Regions from separate parts of the Homo sapiens genome. Here region 1 is linked to region 2. The links are chromatin loops, found by intact Hi-C in ENCODE. Cell type or tissue: HepG2. All regions are shown on one strand. Each heading gives the region's core, and the rest is flanking DNA. Links, peaks and the distances in the headings are about the cores only.

Region 1 (8,884 bases), core at 502-8,501, 71 kb before region 2:
TCTTCATAGACAGAATCCTGTGCTGTGAAACCGATGTCTTCAACAACAAGCTTAAGGTAACTACAGCGATGAATTTCACAGTGAGAGCTGGGGGACTGAGCAAAGGAAGAAGGGGAAAGAAGGAAAGGAAGGGGCTGTAGGAGAAATCCCTAGTATGGTTTGTGTCTGGGCAGAAGAGGCGAGGTAAGATTTACTTGATAAGAATGAACATGCTTCTTGCCAGGCACAGTGGCTCATGCCTGTAATTCCAGCACTTTGGGAGGCCGAAGTGGGTGGACCACCTGAGGTCAGGAGTTTGAGACCAGCCTGGCTAACATGGTGAAACCTGGGTTTCTAGTAAAAATACAAAAAAATTAGCCAGGCGTGGTGGCACACGCCTGTAATCCCAGCTACTTGGGAGACTGAGGCATGAGAATCTCTTGAACCTGGGAGGCAGAGGTTGCAGTGAGGCAAGATCGCACCATTGCACTACAGCTTGGGCAACAAGAGCAAAACTCTGTCTAAAAAATAAAAAATAAAAAAAAAAAAAAGAATTAGCATGCCTCTTCCTCCAGCCCTTACCAAGCCACAAGCATTCATTGTCCCTGGAAAAATGTAAGATTATTTTTTGCTTCTCTTAAAAGAAATAACTGGAATTTTCCCCGACAGATGAAGAAGAACAAATACTAGCCAAAATTGTTGAGCTGCTGAAATATTCAGGAGATCAGTTGGAAAGAAAGGTATGGAACACCTTGAACTGATGCGATTGATTTCTGTGCCCATGCACTAGTACACGAGAATGGAATTGTATTCCAGGTTGCAACCTTATTCCCTTTCTAAGTCCTGGTTTCTACTTAGTCCTAAATTTTATTTCCCTTGGAGTCAAAATTCTTCATGCTGGTAGAATCTCAAAAATGAGTCACTTTGGAAAACATAAGTAAACCTTCTGGAGCCTCCTTGGAATTTTTGGAAACTAAAAAAGAAACTTGTTATTGCAAGAAAAGACACCAGTAAATTAAAATTTGCTGGATGGAATTATTAATCTCATTCCCCATGTAACTGATCCTCATTGAAGTTTAGACTCGCATTTGCTTTGCAGCCTGGATATCTGTGTCCCACAGTTGCTCCAAAGCTGGAATACTTTCTGGAATCTTTTTCCCCTGTAGTTGCTGGACTGTTGCCTGTTTAAGGGCTCTCTTAGCAGTTCAGCCAGGGAGGTGCGCTAGTGTTACTGGGAGAATGTATGGATTTCCTGCCATTTGGAAGTTGAGACCCATCTTTCCAATCAGGAACGGGTGAGAGTTGCCTTCAGGTAAACAGTTGGTGAGCAAACCTTCAACAGAGTCAAAAGGGCTTCTCTATGCCTCCTGGGTCCATAACCCACAGACGACTGAGTAGTCTCTAGAATCTGTCAATCAGGGGCTGGCTTGCAGACATAGACCCTTGTTTTTCCAGAATCTGTGGGGAGGGAGTCAGACCCTGGGGGTGGGGATGGGAGGTTCTGCAGGAAGACAAACAGCTCCTGTCTATAGCTTTGTCAAAAGTGTGCCCAGAGGCTGGTGACCCAGAGGGCGAAGCACCTGGGAGATGGGACAGAATGAGAAACAGCGAGAAAACCAGGGATATTAGGTTAAAGAAAAGAGAACGGGGTGTGTGAGCTTTGGGACCACAAGTAGAGGGTGGAGAGGGGTGCAGAGGAAGCAAGAGATGGAACAGGATCATGATTTAAGGGCACCCCTGCATTTCTCCAGAGCTAGTGTCATGGATACACAAATTATGCCTAGTATGGGGTGATTGATTTCTCCTTATGGTAAGAATGAACCTCCATTCCTGGAGAATAGGCATTCCAGGCTGCCCATGAGAGTCAACGGGTGCCTTGTGAGAGAATGATCTTCCTGTCACGGGAAGAATTGCAAGTAGGTGCCAATACCAGTTAGCATTTCAGCACAGAACTCCGAGGGGTCCTTTAGACAACCTCAAGGGCTCTTTACAACTCAGAGTTTCTGTGGCTCTCACGGCAACCTCCTTCCCAGCTTCCCTAAGCAGGGACTTGTGGTCATTGGTCAGGGAGGTGGGAAAGGCGGAGTGGGGGTGCTGGAGGTGGGACGAAGGCCACCGATCTCAGGTTATGAAGAGCGATGGTTTCATTTTCACCCCCACAAATTACCACTTTCAAAAACCTCACTTTGCCTGGTGCTCTCTCTTAAGGAGTTTGGACATTTTACATTGCTTATGGCAAAGCCTTGGTTGTTATTTCCTTTACATGCTTCCCCAGTAGGGAGCTCTGCTAGAGACACATGGTAGGTGTGACCTTGTGCTGGGCGGGTGCCAAGCTCCCACTGCAGAGTGCCGTGTGTGTGGCTGCAGGGGATCTGCAGAGCCGCTGGTCCCAAGAGCACACACAGCCCGAAGGCCCATCCTACACCTCCAGGAGAGGCCAAAGAGCCAGGTGCACCCGAGAGGGACAGGCAGGGGAGGGGTGAGGAGGTGCCAGTGGAAGCCCTGTCTTTGTGGCGTTTGATTCTTTTACTGTTCTGGCACAGTCCCCACTTGGCTGCCTGCTAGGGTTTTGAGCCTGGCCTCCTCCATTGGGAAACTGATGAAGAGGAGTCTGTTCCCTGTTATGGAGGAGGCTGGCCATGCCTCCTGCAGAGTCACAACCCAGACGGGGCCTGGACGGTGGGGGTGGGCGTGGTTCAGGGAAAAGACAGGTCTGCCAAAATCTCCCAATCGCATCTGACTCATCCCCCAGATATCCCTTTTAGAAACAATATTTGTTGAAAACCCGCTTGGCTTATCATTCCTCTAGGACAGAACTAGAGGATTTTCAAATAAATATTTTGTCCCTGCTCACTCAGAAATTTCCGTTTTCACATGACAACCAGCATATTAACAGACATTGCAAGAATGCTTTAAATGAAGATGATATATAGCTTTTTGATATGAGCCCTGATTTTTCAAAAGCAGAAGAGGCAGCATTGATTTTGTTTTAAAGGCGTGGTAGTTCAAAGGAGGTAAAGCAGAGAGATACCAGGTTCAAGGGAAGGCCGGGAGGTAAAATCAATAGGGTAGAATAATGGGAAAGAAATCAATGAATTGGAGTTTTTTTAAGTGAACATTGCATGCAAGGGAGTCTTCCCTGACCTCCATGCTCCCGTAGCATCCTGAAAAATGACTCGCATTTCCAAAGCACCTCTTCTATGTCCAGCACTATAAAGTGTTCAACTACCCTATAGTATAGGGCCAAGCACAGTGGCTCACACTTGTAATCCCAGCTCCTGGGGAGGCCGAGGTGGGAGGATCGCTTGAGGCCAGGAGTTTGAGACCAGCCTGGGCAATATAGTAAGCCTTGTCCCTAAAAAACAATAATAATAAAAGTTTCTTAAGAAAATGAAGGCTGGGTACGGGCACAGTGGCCCACACCTGTAATCCCAGCACTTTGGGAGGCCGAGGCAGGTGGATCACCTAAGGTTAGGAGTTCAAGACCAGCCTTACCAACATGATGAAACCCTGTCTCTACTAAAAATACAAAAATTAGCCGGGTGTGGTGGTGTGTGCCAGTAATCCCAGCTACTTGGGAGGCTGAGACAGGAGAGTTGCTTGAACCTGGGAGGCGGAGGTTGCAGTGAGCTGAGATCGCGCCTCTGCACTCCAGTCTGGGCAAGAGAGTGAGACTCCATCTCAGAAAAAAAAAAAAGAAAGAAAGAAAAGAAAAGAAAATGAAGACTGGGTGCAGGGACTCATGCCTGTAATCCCAACACTTTGGGGAGGCTGAGGTGGGTGGATCGCTTAAGCCCAGGAGTGGGCAACATGGCGAAACTCTATCTCTACAAAAAAATAGAAAAAAATTAGCCAGGTGTGGTGGCATGCACCTGTAGTCCCATCTACTTGGGAGGCTGAGGCAAGAGAATCACTTGAGCCCAGGAGGCAGAGGTTGCAGTGAGCTGAGACCACACCACTGCACTCCAGCCTGGGCAATGGGAGTGAAACCCTGTCTTAAAAAAAAAAAAAAGAAAGAAAACAATTACCCTATAGTATCAATACTATCACCATCCTAGTTTAGAGATGACAAACTGAATCTGAGAGGTTAATTTCCCCAAGATTGCATAGCTAAGTAAGAGGTGGACCCAGGGGTTTGAGCCAAGACAGTGATTCCTAAGCTTCAGATCCTGTCCCTTACACTACTTCTAGCAAAGGACATCACATTTTTCTGCAATTCCCACTAGACTGTGAGCCCTTTGAGTGAGGACCCGCATCTCAGTCATCCATACTACCTGCCCATTATAAGTGCTCAGGAAATATTTGTTAAATGTCAAATGAACTGACTGTTCCATTTTATACATGTATTTGTGCTGATGAAATGAATTCACCGAGCAGTACATGCCCATTCTGGTTCTGCAGGACACTGCCTTCATCCCCATTCCCTTGGTTGACACCAGCATCCAGGGTTTTCCACAGGATGGTTTGATGGCCTGCATTTGAGCTAAAGAATGAACTTCTGTCTGCCTCGTGGAGCCAAGCTACTGTACTGAGTGCTTATTCTTTTGTACACAGCTGAAGAAAGATAAGGCTTTGATGGGCCACTTCCAGGATGGGCTGTCCTACTCTGTTTTCAAGACCATCACAGACCAGGTCCTAATGGGTGTGGACCCCAGGGGAGAATCAGAGGTCAAAGCTCAGGGCTTTAAGGCTGCCCTTGTAATAGACGTCACGGCCAAGCTCACAGCTATTGACAACCACCCGATGAACAGGGTCCTGGGCTTTGGCACCAAGTACCTGAAAGAGAACTTCTCGCCATGGATCCAGCAGCACGGTGGATGGGTAAGCGTATCCTATTTAAAAACAAATTTTCTCAGAACTCAGAAGAGATGGGATGGATTTTTTTTTTTTTTTTAAATGAAGGGAACACATCTATGAAGCAGTTCTCATGAGTTTAGGACACTTGAGTGGCCAGAGATAGATCCCATTGATGGGAACATATTTTTAGTGATTATCTTCATCATCAATAAATATTTACTGAGCTCTCCAAGGGTATGCAGGGTATGTGTGGATGGAAAGGGACTGGTCAGATGGAACAGGAAATGAGGAGATGCTGAGATAAGAAATGTTTAGATAGACGTAATTTCTGTTTTCACAAATTTTGCAGGCAACGGAAGTCTGGCAGGGAGACAAGGGCAGGCAGACAGTTCCTCACACTTGCAGATACTTAGAGGTCACGGAGACTAAGCCTCATGCAGAGACTCAGGGTTCATGGCATTTTGTCATTGCTGCTTTGACCCAGCCATTTTGAGGGTGACATTTTGATACCAAATAAAAAGCCAACAGTTAAACTTTCATCTATTTTCAATTACCTGGTATCAGTCAAAACAGACCTCTTTCCCTTTTGCCTCAAACCCTCTCCCATCCCTCATCCCCAGTTCCTCAGGTCTCCTTAAGACTGCCATGTTCAAACAGCTACATAAGGTCCACCGTGTCAAAATGTACTACCCCACAACTTTAACTCTCAACAGGCCTAGGCATTCCTAGGCGGACAGACCTTCATCCCACATTATCCTTAGTTCTCTTTCCACTAGAATGGTCCAGGGGCCAGCAGGAGGATTGAGTCGGCTCTAGGCATGGCTGGAGTGACCCTGGGACCTCCACACAGCCTTGGTCTCTTTGCTGATGGAAGGAAAGTGCAGCTGATCTTGCCCAAGGGTCTGAAGTGCCCGCCATGGTCTTCAGTGGCTGCCACGGTCTTCAGTTTCTGTACATTGAGTTCCTTTCTATTTTCCACTTTTGCACCAAGTTTGATAACCCTAAGTGGCTGATCTGAACAACCAAGGCCATTCTTAAGTATTCTAAACTTAAGCTGCCTTAGCTTATTCTAAAAGGAGGACAGGTTCCTCAACATTATTTTAGTTCTACCTATTCTTCTTTCCAGGATTCCTTCACCCCAACAACCCCCTTGAGCCCTCATCTGCCCCAAAGCCTCTCCTGACCCTTCCAGCTCAAAGGCTGCACAGTCTCTAATCTCCAGCACTTCATGTTTGCACCATAATAATATACAAAAGATGATCAAATTCCCAATTGACTATGTTTCAAGCATTCATTTTAAAAATCATTGTTAGTCCTCTTAATATATTTTCTCAGAGAAATTATAATTATCAATTGGGTTCACAGGCTAGCTCTCAAAAATCTGTTTAACCCACTAATGTAGCTAAAATACCATAAATATGCTATTAAAAAGCAGTGGTTCTACACCAAAAGCACAAGCAACAAAAGAAAGAATAGATACATTGGATTTTGTTTTGTGCTTCCAAGAACACCACCACCAAGAATGTGAAAAAAAAAAAAAAACAACCCACAGAATGGGGAAAAATACTTGCAAATAAAATCTCTAATAAAAGACATATCTAAATACATAATGAACTATTATAATTGAACAATAAAATGTCAAATAACCCAATTTTCAAATGAGCAATGGATTTGAATAGACATTTCTCCAAAGAATATATATAAATGGCTAAAAGCACATGAAAAGACGCTTGTTTGACATCTTCATTTCAACAGTAGGAAAATGCAAATCAAAGCAACATTGAGCTCTATCCACTACAGTGGCTAAAATGAAAAAGAAAAGCATTGACGTCGGTGAGGATGTGGAGAAATTGGAACCTTTTATGTTGCTGGTTGGATTGTAAAATGGTGCAGTCCCTTTGGAAAACCACTTGGGAGTTCCCAAAAATGTTAACTATGAAGTTACCAATTCCAGGGGCCGGGCGCAGTGGCTCACGCCTGTAATCCCAGCACTTTGGGAGGCCGAGGCGGGTGGATCACGAGGTCAGGAGATCGAGACCATCCTGGCTAACACGGTGAAACCCCGTCTCTACTAAAAATACAAAAAAATTAGCCGGGCATGGTGGCAGGTGCCTGTAGTCCCAGCTACTCAGGGGGGCTGAGGTAGGAGAATGGTGTAAACCTGGGAGGCGGAGCTTGCAGTGAGCCAAGATCGCGCCACTGCACTCCAGCCTGGGAGAGAGAGCGAGACTCTGTCTCAAAAAATAAAAAAAATTAAAAAAAATAAAGTTACCAGTTCCACTCCTGGATATATACCCAAGAAAGTTGAAGACATATTTTCATACAAAAATTTGTACATGAATGTTCATAGCTTCCATTAGCCAAAAAGTGGAAGCAACCCAAATGTCCATCAACTGATGAATGATGAATGGATAAGGAAAATGTAGTATAGCCACACAATGGAATGTTATTCCACTATAAAAATAAAGCAAGTATTGATACATGGATGAACCTTAAAAACATTATGCTAAGTGAGAGAAAGTCAGGCAAAAAGGCCATATACTGTATGATTCCATGTATATGAAGTGTCCAGAATAGGCAAATGTATAGATACAGAAAGTAGACTCGTTGCTAGGAGCTGAGGGTGAGAGAATGGGAATAATTGCTAAGGGATGTGAAGTTTATTTTTGGAGTGATGATAATGTCCTAAAATCAGAGGCGATGTTTGCATAACTCTGTGAATATACTAAAAGTGAATATACGAATTCACTGAATTAGTGAATTTTATAGCATAATTATATTTCAATCAATCTTTATAAAACTAGCAGTTCTAATTCTAGTAATCAAAAAGAGGAAAGAGAAATGAATGCAATTATTTTTTTAATTTGGCTGCTGGTACTGGAGAAAAAAAACAGTTCCAATTAGAAAAAAAAAAAGATGAATTATTCAGTAGGAATACTAAAGTGGATTTCCAAAGGCTTTAGAAATTGATGGCACTAGTTCTTTAACATCTGTAGTTTCAATTCAAAATGTATTTCTTATCCAAGTTATCATAAACCTTAATCTTAACTCTTGGCCACAGTTAAGTTTAATTTGGAGCATGTCAGTGGAAATTAGGAGAGGGGAGACAAAGAATGTGAGAGGGATGACTAATTTTTCCAAAGGGTAGAAAAAAATAAAGGAGGATGATAAAGAATATTTATGAGCTGATATGAGCTATGGAAGTGTGAAGGACATGTGGATTGGGGCGTGTGCTCAGAGTCCCTTAACGGGAAAAAAAGAAGACAATGGGAAGTAAGCCTCCTGGGACTTCCATTGGCACCAAGTGTCTCGATGGCTCTCTCTGCTGTCCTTGTAGTAGTGTGGGAGGAGAGAAATCTAGTCCCATGCACAAGCTTTCCAGAAGCTCAGGGTTCCTATCTCAGTATTCCACATTTCATATGAGTACATCTCATCTTCCCAACTAAACTGCAAATCTGTAAGGGTGAGATCATGTTTTTATGATGGCTCCTTTAATCTCCCATAGCTCCCATTCCTCTACATAACACCATAGATGTTCAGCCAGTACTTGTAGAACGGTGAATGAATCGATCAAATGAATGAATAGCAACTCTATCTACAAGGCATGCCAAACAAGCTACCACGAGATTCTGATTTACTCCTTGGCTCTTTGTGCTCTCTGTGGAGCACCATTCACATAGTTACCCTGCAGTCCTGCAACCTCACCCATTCTGTAGCACTTTGAAAGGAGAGAGTTGTAACCTTCATAGTCATTGACCTTTCAGTACCCACTTTTATTACATTTTAAATACACCCTTGAAGCCCTCCCATCTTCAAGGAAAGATCCAGCCTGTTAGCTCTGGGTGTGTAACGTAAGACCTTAGCTGATGTCTTCCTTGCAGGCATACCAAGAATGCCAGTCACCTCTCCAAACCCTCCCCCAAACTAACATGGTCTCCTGAGCCTCGGGTCACGCCTGGGATAGAGCAGAGTTAGCAGCCATATGTTTTCACTTCAACAGTAAATCTAACTTGGAATTTTAAGAACCTATTTTTCCCCTCTAGGAAAAAATACTTGGGATATCACATGAAGAAGTAGACTGAAATATCAGATTTGTCATCAGGAATAC
Region 2 (8,854 bases), core at 1-8,000:
GGCTTGGAATCTAGTATAACTGGGAAGGAGTGCAAGCAACTACAGATGGATAATACCTCTTGGTATATATACTTAACATATCAGTATACTCATCAGTAACATTTATTAACCCATTCCCCTCTTTCTTCACCTAAAGTTAATTACGACAAGAGTAAAATTAGCTAATAATTATTCATTCAAATCAGCAAAATATCAATAGTGTTTTTAAAAGTTCATCTATCATTTAGTTCTCAGATTCCTAATACGTATTATTTAAAACATTAAGAATATCATCTGTAACTATGCCATGTTCCCCGAAATGTACACTGCAGTTGCAAAGAATGCACATGTAAAGCTGTTTACCCTTCGGCAGGGTCCAACGCGAGAGCTCTGGGACTATCTAGGTCTTTCCACACCAAAACTTGTCGGTGCTGCCCATCCAACTTTGACACCTCAATTCGATTCGTTCCTGTGTCTGCCCAGTACAAGTTCTTCCCAAGCCAGTCTACTGCCATGCCTTCTGGATAATCTAAGCCGAATTCTACCACATGTTCCAGTGCACTGCCATTCATAAAGGCTCTGCTGATGGTCTGCAAAAGAACATTAACAACTAAGTCATATGGCATAAGTCTAAACCCTATCCAGAAAGAAGGTTTGGTTTGGTTTTTGTCAGGGGCAAGAGGATCCAGAAGTGCCAAGAGGCATACTATTTCCTATTAAAATTCACATAACTTGCAAGCACAGAAAAATTTGATGTCAATCTCTAATAAATGCAACTTCAAGTTTTACTGCCAATTCAGGGGAGAAATTTTAAAACTCTAATGCACCAAAAATTTATTCTACTAACAGCAGAATGACTTTACTTTTAAAATTTATCAGTAATCAAGTGGAAAAGCTGTGACCACAATGCTACAGATCTTAATTAGTGGTCAATTTTCTAAAGGTGCTTAAGATTATGGCAAGTCATCATGCCTACCATATAAATGAATGTAACCATTATACTACCATTATAGCACTGAGTCCCATAACACTTTTAAAAATCATAATTCAAACTAATAATAGATACATCTTATCAAGTATTATCCTAAGTACGTTTTGTCCGTAGATTTTGTCACTTAATACAACAGTCCTGCAAGTATGGCATCACCCCTATTTTATGTTTTTGAGACAGAGTCTCACTCTGTCACCCAGGCTGGAGTGCAGTGGCATGATCTCGGCTCACTGCAACTTCTGCCTCCCAGGTTCAAGTGATTCTCGTGCCTCAGTTTCCCGAGTAGCTGGGATTACAGGTATGCGCCACCATGACCAGCTAATTTTTGTATTTTTAGTAGAGACGGGGTTTTGTCATGTTGGCCAGGCTGTTCTCAAACTCGTGACCTCAGGTGATCCATGTGCCTCAGCCTCCCAAAGTGCTGGGATTTACAGGCCTGAGTCACCGCACCCAGCCACCCCCCATTTTCAAGATGAGGAAATTTAGAACATCACCCAATGCAAACCAAAATTTATTTATTTCATTTATTCACTTAATAAATTTAACTGAACACCATTAGAATCCAACTCTGACTCCAACACCCCATGTTTTCGCATATTACAAAAAAGTTTACATGAGTTATCTGAAACAAGCCCAAAACAATCTGGAAGAAGAAAAGATTATTCTTCAGATTTATAGGTTGGGAGCTTCCTCTCTGGCTATCCTGGTATTCTTTTCAGTAACTATTCTAGGAAGAAGAAAATAAAGAATAACTCATTGTTGGCCTTTTCCGCCTCAGTCAGGCCCTAAAATTTTGTTTAAAGTAAATCACGAATTTTTTTTTAAAGTAAATCAACAGCCATTTTACGTGAAGCACACATTTCCTTACTCAGCTAATTGCAGAAAATGTCATTCATCATTTTCAAATGGAAGAAAGTAGAGGAAGACTATGGCTTGCAGATTTAAAACACTCTGGCAAAGTATCTGTATTAAAAAGCATCTAATAAAATACTGAATGGGCCTTTCCCTTCACTTAAAAACTTAAGGGTTTTGGCTGGGCGCGGTGGCTCACGCCTGTAATCCCAGCACTTTGGGAGGACGAAGCGGGCGGATCACGAGGTCAAGAGTTCGAGCGGCCTGGCCAACATGGTGAAACCCCGTCACTACTAAAAATACAAAAATTAGCTGGGCGTCGTGGCACGCACCTGTAGTCCTAGCTGCTCGGGAGGCTGAAGCAGGAGAATCGCTTGAACCTGGGAGGCAGGGGTTGCAGTGAGCCGAGACTGCACCACTGCACTCCAGCCTGGGTGACAGAGCAAGACACCGTTTAAAAAAAAAAAAAAAAACTTGAGGGTTTTTGTTGAACTCTGCCTGTCAAACAATGAGGGAGGTGGGTCACAGCATGAAGATTCAGAAATTCTAGAAGTTCTCCCTTTTAGTCCCTAGCTTTAATATTCCAATTCTTTTGCTAACCTTGAGTGATATATCAGTCCAATAAATTCGGTTGTCTGTCACATCAAAATCCAAAGCAGAAGCTTCTTTGACACCAGTGAGTGGAATAGCCACATTATTATTGTTTGTTTCCAGAGAAATTCGTCTGATATCTGCTCTCCGTGAAAACAAAAGGAAAGCCTCTGGGACAATGCAGGTCTTCATGTCACTGATGAGTTCAAAGCCAATAGGGCAAGCACAGCGAAGGCCCTGAGGTCTATAGAGGCAGAGATGGCTACATCCCCCGTTTTCCTCAGCACAGGGGTTGGAACCTAAAAGATTAATTATAAAAGGGGCACAGAAGGACACACACATTGATACATTCAACATATTTTCACTTTTAAATTACTTAAGCGTTTGGTTCACAAATGCCTATGATTATGTCTTGCTCCCAATCTCAAGTTTCAATTCTAATATCACAAACAAGTAATATGCAGATTAATAGGGAGTAAAAGCATGGTGAAGTATTTTCCTTTAATACCACAGTAAGCTTTAAAGTAAGGTATATTATTCATACTATCAGACTGAATTCTTTTGATGAAGGTGTGCCTGTGCATGTGTATTCAGCCCTTCAATTCAAACTGGGTAGCTAGAGTAGTAAGTCAACGTTTAAAAGGTCCCTTCTCAGTAAAAAAAAAAAAAAAAAAAAAAAAAAAAAAAAAAAAGGCGGGGGGGCAGTAAAGAAGGTTTCAAAATTGCCTCAAAACATCAATAATTTACACTGCTGACTATCTCCATCTTTTTTCATTCCTGGTTCCCATTTCTAAGAAAGCTTTGGAGTTACTCACCAATCACTCGATGAACATTTGTAGCCTTTAGGCCCATGAGGTCAGGCAGCTGATCTATGATCACTTCCCTCTCTGCACTTCGTTTATGAACTCTTTCAATGCTACGCCTCTGCCAGTCAGTCCAGTAAACATAGTCACCCAACAAAGTAAATCCAAATATGTGAGGAATTTTGTCTTCCACTAGTACTCGTCTCCCAGTGCCATCAGTATTCATAACCTTCAGGTTTAAATTCAAAAGAGAAGGGGATGAATTATGCATTTATTCTTCAGCTAAAAATAACAAATCCAACTGCCTGTTGTATAAAAATCCAAGAGTCATCTTGGTATTCCTATTACAATGCTTTCTCAAAATTACATGATGATTTTATAAAAATGATTTCAAATTTTCCATATAAGCCTCTATTTGACCACTTTTCCCCCCAATCTCATATTACTCTTCCTTCTAAAAATTCTGGCAACTTTAGATTATGCAACTCTTCTATTAAACAATTGTGGCAAAATTAAAAATACAGTATCATCACCTTAAGTTTGCACATTTGTTTTCAAATTATAATGTACCTTCATATACATTATTTTATCATATATTTTGTTTTATAACATCTTTTATTTTATCTTGAGAGCTTTGCCTATGGAAACTGAGATTCATGTAAGGTCACAGAGCTTGTAAACACAGTTGATGTCTTTTTCAGGACTTTTTCCACTTAGCATGCTTTTTATTTTGTTGTTGTTGTCAGTAACAACAAAAAACAGATAAAAGGGATCTCAATAAATCTCTCATTCCTCTGAGATTATAATCACAAAAGTATCGGGATTATATGACACCCTCTCTGCATCTAAGTTTCAAGAAACTAGGATGTACCTTCTCTTTCCAACTACCTAATAGTAACATTATTAAATTCACTCTGGCATTCATACTGTATTCACAGTGCATTCACCATGCACTATTCAGTGTTGACTTACTTGGGATACCTTTATTGACATAATATAACTAATATTTGATATTTACATATAAGATTATATCTGATACCTTTTTTGGGGGGGTAGGAGCAGATATTGTTCACATGTACATGTTTTTAGTATGAAATAACATTTCTAAAGGCTAATTTGCCCAGCACGCAGGCCCCTTTAAGTGACAGAAATGGTCTCAGGTAGGGACTTGAACACTGGGACTCTGGAAGGCTTGCTGCATCTTTCAGAACAGAACAAGGTCTTCTCAGTTTCTACTGCAGCATTTCCAATTGCATTTCCAGGAACATGTACTGCTACCTCATCTAAAAGGTCATATACTTAACAGTGAACCTATGTCCTGCATTAGGGAGAGTTCAATCATTCTATTAGGGAGCACCCAACACAGAGTGATAAATATTCTGTATTATACAATACAAAAATATTACTTTCTTATAAGTTTGTGGTATGTTAAAATATGCCTGATTCGGTTTTATTCTTAGATTTAATTCTATCTTATTTTGCATTATCTTACATTTAATAAATTACGCTAATTTTGCTGATCTTTACATTCAAATGTTGGCTTTCCTATTAAAATTTGCTGGTGTAAAAGCATAAACTAGATGCCCAATATTAAACTTTTAAAGAATAACACTTATATTTCTACTTCTATTATGAGATCAACAAAATCTTTTCTCTTTCAGCTATATCACTTTCCAACATTTTTGTTTATTTTGATAAATAAATAGCTTAAACAAAAGATGGATGATTAAGTATGAATTAGGAAAATGAGGCTGGGTATGGTGGCTCATGCCTATAATCCCAGCACTTTGGAAGGCCAAGGCAGGAGGAGCACTTAAGCCTTGGGTTTCAAGACCAGCCTGGACAAAATGGCAAGGCCCTGTCTCTACAAAAATACCAAAAAATTAGTCAAGCATGGTGTGGTAAGCCTGTAGTCCTAGCTACTAGGGAGGCTAAAGCAGGCAGATTGCTTGAGCCCAGGAGTTTGAGGCTGCAGTGAGCTATAATCAAGCCACTGTACTCCAGCCTAAGTAACTCCAGCCTAGGAAAAAAATCTTTAAAAAGACAGAAAATAGGTAAGAATGAAATTAAAAATCATTGTGAGAAAAATAATAAATGCCACAATTCTAAGACCTTTTTAGTAAACATAATTCTGCATCTTCTATTTACCAGTTTCCCTTCATTCTTCTGTTCTCTAAAAAATTTCTCATGATCAGCAAACAGTATTGTGGCAGAAAGAGATTTGTATTTCAAATATAAGCTTTATCACTCAGTGGGTACCTTTAAGCAAGTCTCACAAATAAAATAGGGACAGCAGTCCAGGCGCGGTGGCTCACGCCTGTAATCCCAGCATTTTGGGAGGCCGAGACGGGTGGGTCACGAGGTCAAGAGATGGAGACAATCCTGGCCAACATGGTGAAACCCCGTCTCTACTAAAAATACAAAAAATTTGCTGGGCGTGGTGGCGCACACCTGTAGTCCCAGCTACTCGGGAGGCTGAGGCAGGAGAATCGCTTGAACCCAGGAGGCAGAGGTTGCAGTGTGCCGAGATCGCGCCACTGCACTCCAACCTGGCAACAAAGTGAGACTCTGTCTCAAAAAAAAAAAAAGGGACAGCGCCACTGCCATCACTGAATTAGTTAAGGATCAAATAAAATAATGCTAAATATATAGCACAGTATTAGGTGCACTATCTGGTAAACACTGGTTCCTGTCCTTTAAAAATCATTTTATTAAAATGCTTTAGTTCCTAAATGTAAACAGCTAAATGATTGTATTTAATTATTTAATGTAGTGCTTCAAAATAAAAATACATAAATATAAAAGAATATATGAAAATAAAAGACCAAAACAACCACTCACTGTTAAACTGAAGACAAAAACCAAGAGACCTTTATGTATCCTGAAACCAGTGGGAAACTACACAGCTACAGCCTCCCATTTCCTACTCCCATTTTTATTGTTTACTTTTGCTAGTTAGATATAAAGTAACTAAAACAGTAAACAAAAAAGAACAAATATTTGACAATTTCATATGAGTACACTTTTGCTGCTCTGCCAGACCCCTAACTCACCTCCCCGCAAATCAAACAACATTAGTAAAGACATCTAGTAAATGCAAACCACCATGATAGACCTGATGAATGCTGAGAAGTTTAGAACAGGGCCTCTTCCAGCTAATGTATTACAATCTAATTGGGGAGGTAAACGATATTTACATTAAAATTACACACATATCCCCTCTCTGTAAGTAATCAGGAAAAACTTCAGGAAATAATAGCAGTTGAAATTCATCTTGAAGAATTAGAATTTTGACAAAGAAAAAGAGAAACAGATTTTCTAGAAAAAAAGAAATGAGTTAAGACACAGCAAAGCCAAGGATGCACACGACATGTTTGACTTTGAAAGAAATGCCTTGACTGAGATAGAACGAACACATGGGGGACTCAAAGGATACAGCATCAAGCAGATACCACCCTATGGCAGGTATTAAATTCCAGGATAAGGAGAATTACAGAAAGCAAGAAGGTTCTGAAAGCACTTTAAGCAGGGTGACACAATAAACCCATGTTTCAGAAACACTTCATTTATCTCTGTCACCCTGTTCAGCTTGTGTTAAAGATAAATATCTTATTTTAAATGTAGAATTATGAAAAAAATAAATAAACCAATATAGAATTATGGTTAGCAAAATATTTTCAATTTCTGTGAGATGGCAAGAGAGGTCCAAAATCCCTTATCTAAAGTCAGGGTCAGTTGTATTCCTGAATTCAGACTGTTTTTGTCTTTTTGTTTTTTTTTAAAGAAAGGTTAACACAATGCACATAGCATATCACCTCTACTTGGGTTCAGGGCAGCACTATTTATAGCCAAACATGTTAATATTTCTGCAATAAAACACGGCCAGGCGCAGTGGTTCACACCTGTAATCCCAGCACTTTGGGAGGCCAAGGCAGGAGGACCATTTGAGGTCAGGAGTTCGAGACTAGCCTGACAAACATGGTGAAACCCTGTCTCTACTAAAAATAGAAAAATTAGCCGGGAGTGGTGGCTAACGCCTGTAATCCCAGCTACTTGGGAGGGTGAGGCAGGAAAGTTGCTTAAACCCGGGAGGCAGAGGTTGCAGTGAGCCAAGATCGCACCATTGCACTCCAGCCTGGGCAACAAGAGCAAACTCTGCCTCAAAATGATAATAATAATAATAATAATAATAAATAAAAGTATGCCCGCAGTGTGGGACAGACTACAAATAGTCTCACACTGGTTCAGATCAAGTTTTCCACCAAATCAATTAACAAAAGCAGCATTTGGTTTTCAGAGCCCTTTGGATTTCAGAATTGCAGATAAAGGATTATAGATCAGAAATACTTTGCTCATCTTCACTTCAGTCCCTTGAGAAAACTGGGGTTTGGATCAGTGTTAATACTGCTCTAGATACAAGCAAGGGTCTCAGGAAGAAGAGAGCAAAGCAAACAATGAAAAGAAAAAGGTCTTCAGCAACATTTGCTGAAAGGACAACAAATGAAGACCACGATCAAAGTATTAACAAGCTCAACAAAGGTATTAACAATGAAGGTATTAAGAATGGCACAGTGGCGAAGAACTCAAAATAGTTCCTGAGAAGGCACAACTAATGATTTGGTTGCTTTACTCACTTGAGCACTAGTCCCTTCCAACCATTCCTTGTTCTCTCACTCGAAAAGCAAAAACTAAAAGGTCTTTTTTTGGTAATGACGTAAATACAAAAGCAAGATCTATCAATTCATGTCTATTTCAAGTTAAGCAATGTAATTAAGATTTATTAAAGATTTTTTTAAAACCACGTTTTGTAAGCACACTGTTTCCTTTAATTCCTGATCTCCTTGTTCTCATCTGGTGTAGTTTTTACAATAGGTTTGGATCTAAAACAGCACTGTCCAGGAGAAATATAACACAAGCCACCAATGTAGGCCGTATGTGTCCATTTAAAATTTTCTAGTAGTCATATTAAAAAGTACAAAACATGCCAGGAGAATGTTTTCGCTCACACCTGTAATCCTAGCACTTTGGGAGTCCAAGGCGGGTGGATCACTTGAGGCCAGGAGTTCAAGACCAGCCTGGCCAACATGGTGAAGCCCCCTCTCTACTGAAAATACAAAAATGAGCCAGGTGTGGAGATGCACACCTGTAATCCCAGCTAGTCGGTAGGCTGAGGCAGAATTGCTTGAACCTGAGAGGCAGAGGTTGCAGTGAGCTGACACCGCACCACTGCACTTCAGTCTGGGTGAAAGAATGAGACTCATCTCAAAAACAGTATAAAACAGTAGACAGAATTTTAATAGTATACTTTATTTAATCTAACACATCCAAAATTCTTTTCTCTCAACCTGTAATCAATATTAAAATTTTATTAATGACATTTATGGTTTTTTTTTTAATACTAGGTCTCTTAGAATGTGTTTTACAATTAAAGTACATCCTAATTCAACCTAGGCACATTTTAAGTTCTGCAGAGCCACATGTAATTAGTGGCTACATATTGCACTGTGCTGGATTAGAGTCTTCAGAGTGGTGACTACATACAGCCTATAATAAAATTAATTGGTTCCTTTTTTAGTTTACATCACTGTCCCCTCTATACCTGTCACCTTCAGGCTTACCTCAGATCGATCAGGCTCAC

What was found. Peaks named below come from ENCODE experiments on the same cell type or tissue, not always from the same donor. Only the 100,000 strongest peaks of a DNase experiment are listed, where the experiment ranks them.
Region 1: it touches region 2 in a loop (1.9-fold over the local background); 2 of 110 quality-filtered maps call a loop at or near these places.

What each region holds. Positions count from the first base shown.
Region 1 is chr12:12,090,131-12,099,014 of GRCh38, forward strand. BCL2L14 (BCL2 like 14) reads left to right here. Exons shown (of 6, transcript NM_138723.2): 4 at 649-719; 5 at 4,534-4,800; 6 at 8,820-8,884. The coding sequence ends at 8,858. Among named protein-coding and RNA genes, the nearest start is that of MIR1244-4, 17 kb to the right of the region's middle. In HepG2, for the core only: no CTCF peak of the experiment used is centred there; DNase peaks (open chromatin) are centred at 2,691 and 5,041; H3K27me3 peaks cover 251 bases.
Region 2 is chr12:12,161,851-12,170,704 of GRCh38, forward strand. LRP6 (LDL receptor related protein 6) reads right to left here. Exons shown (of 23, transcript NM_002336.3): 8 at 3,229-3,445; 9 at 2,423-2,712; 10 at 343-569. Among named protein-coding and RNA genes, the nearest start is that of MIR1244-4, 54 kb to the left of the region's middle. In HepG2, for the core only: no CTCF peak of the experiment used is centred there; DNase peaks (open chromatin) are centred at 3,311 and 6,231.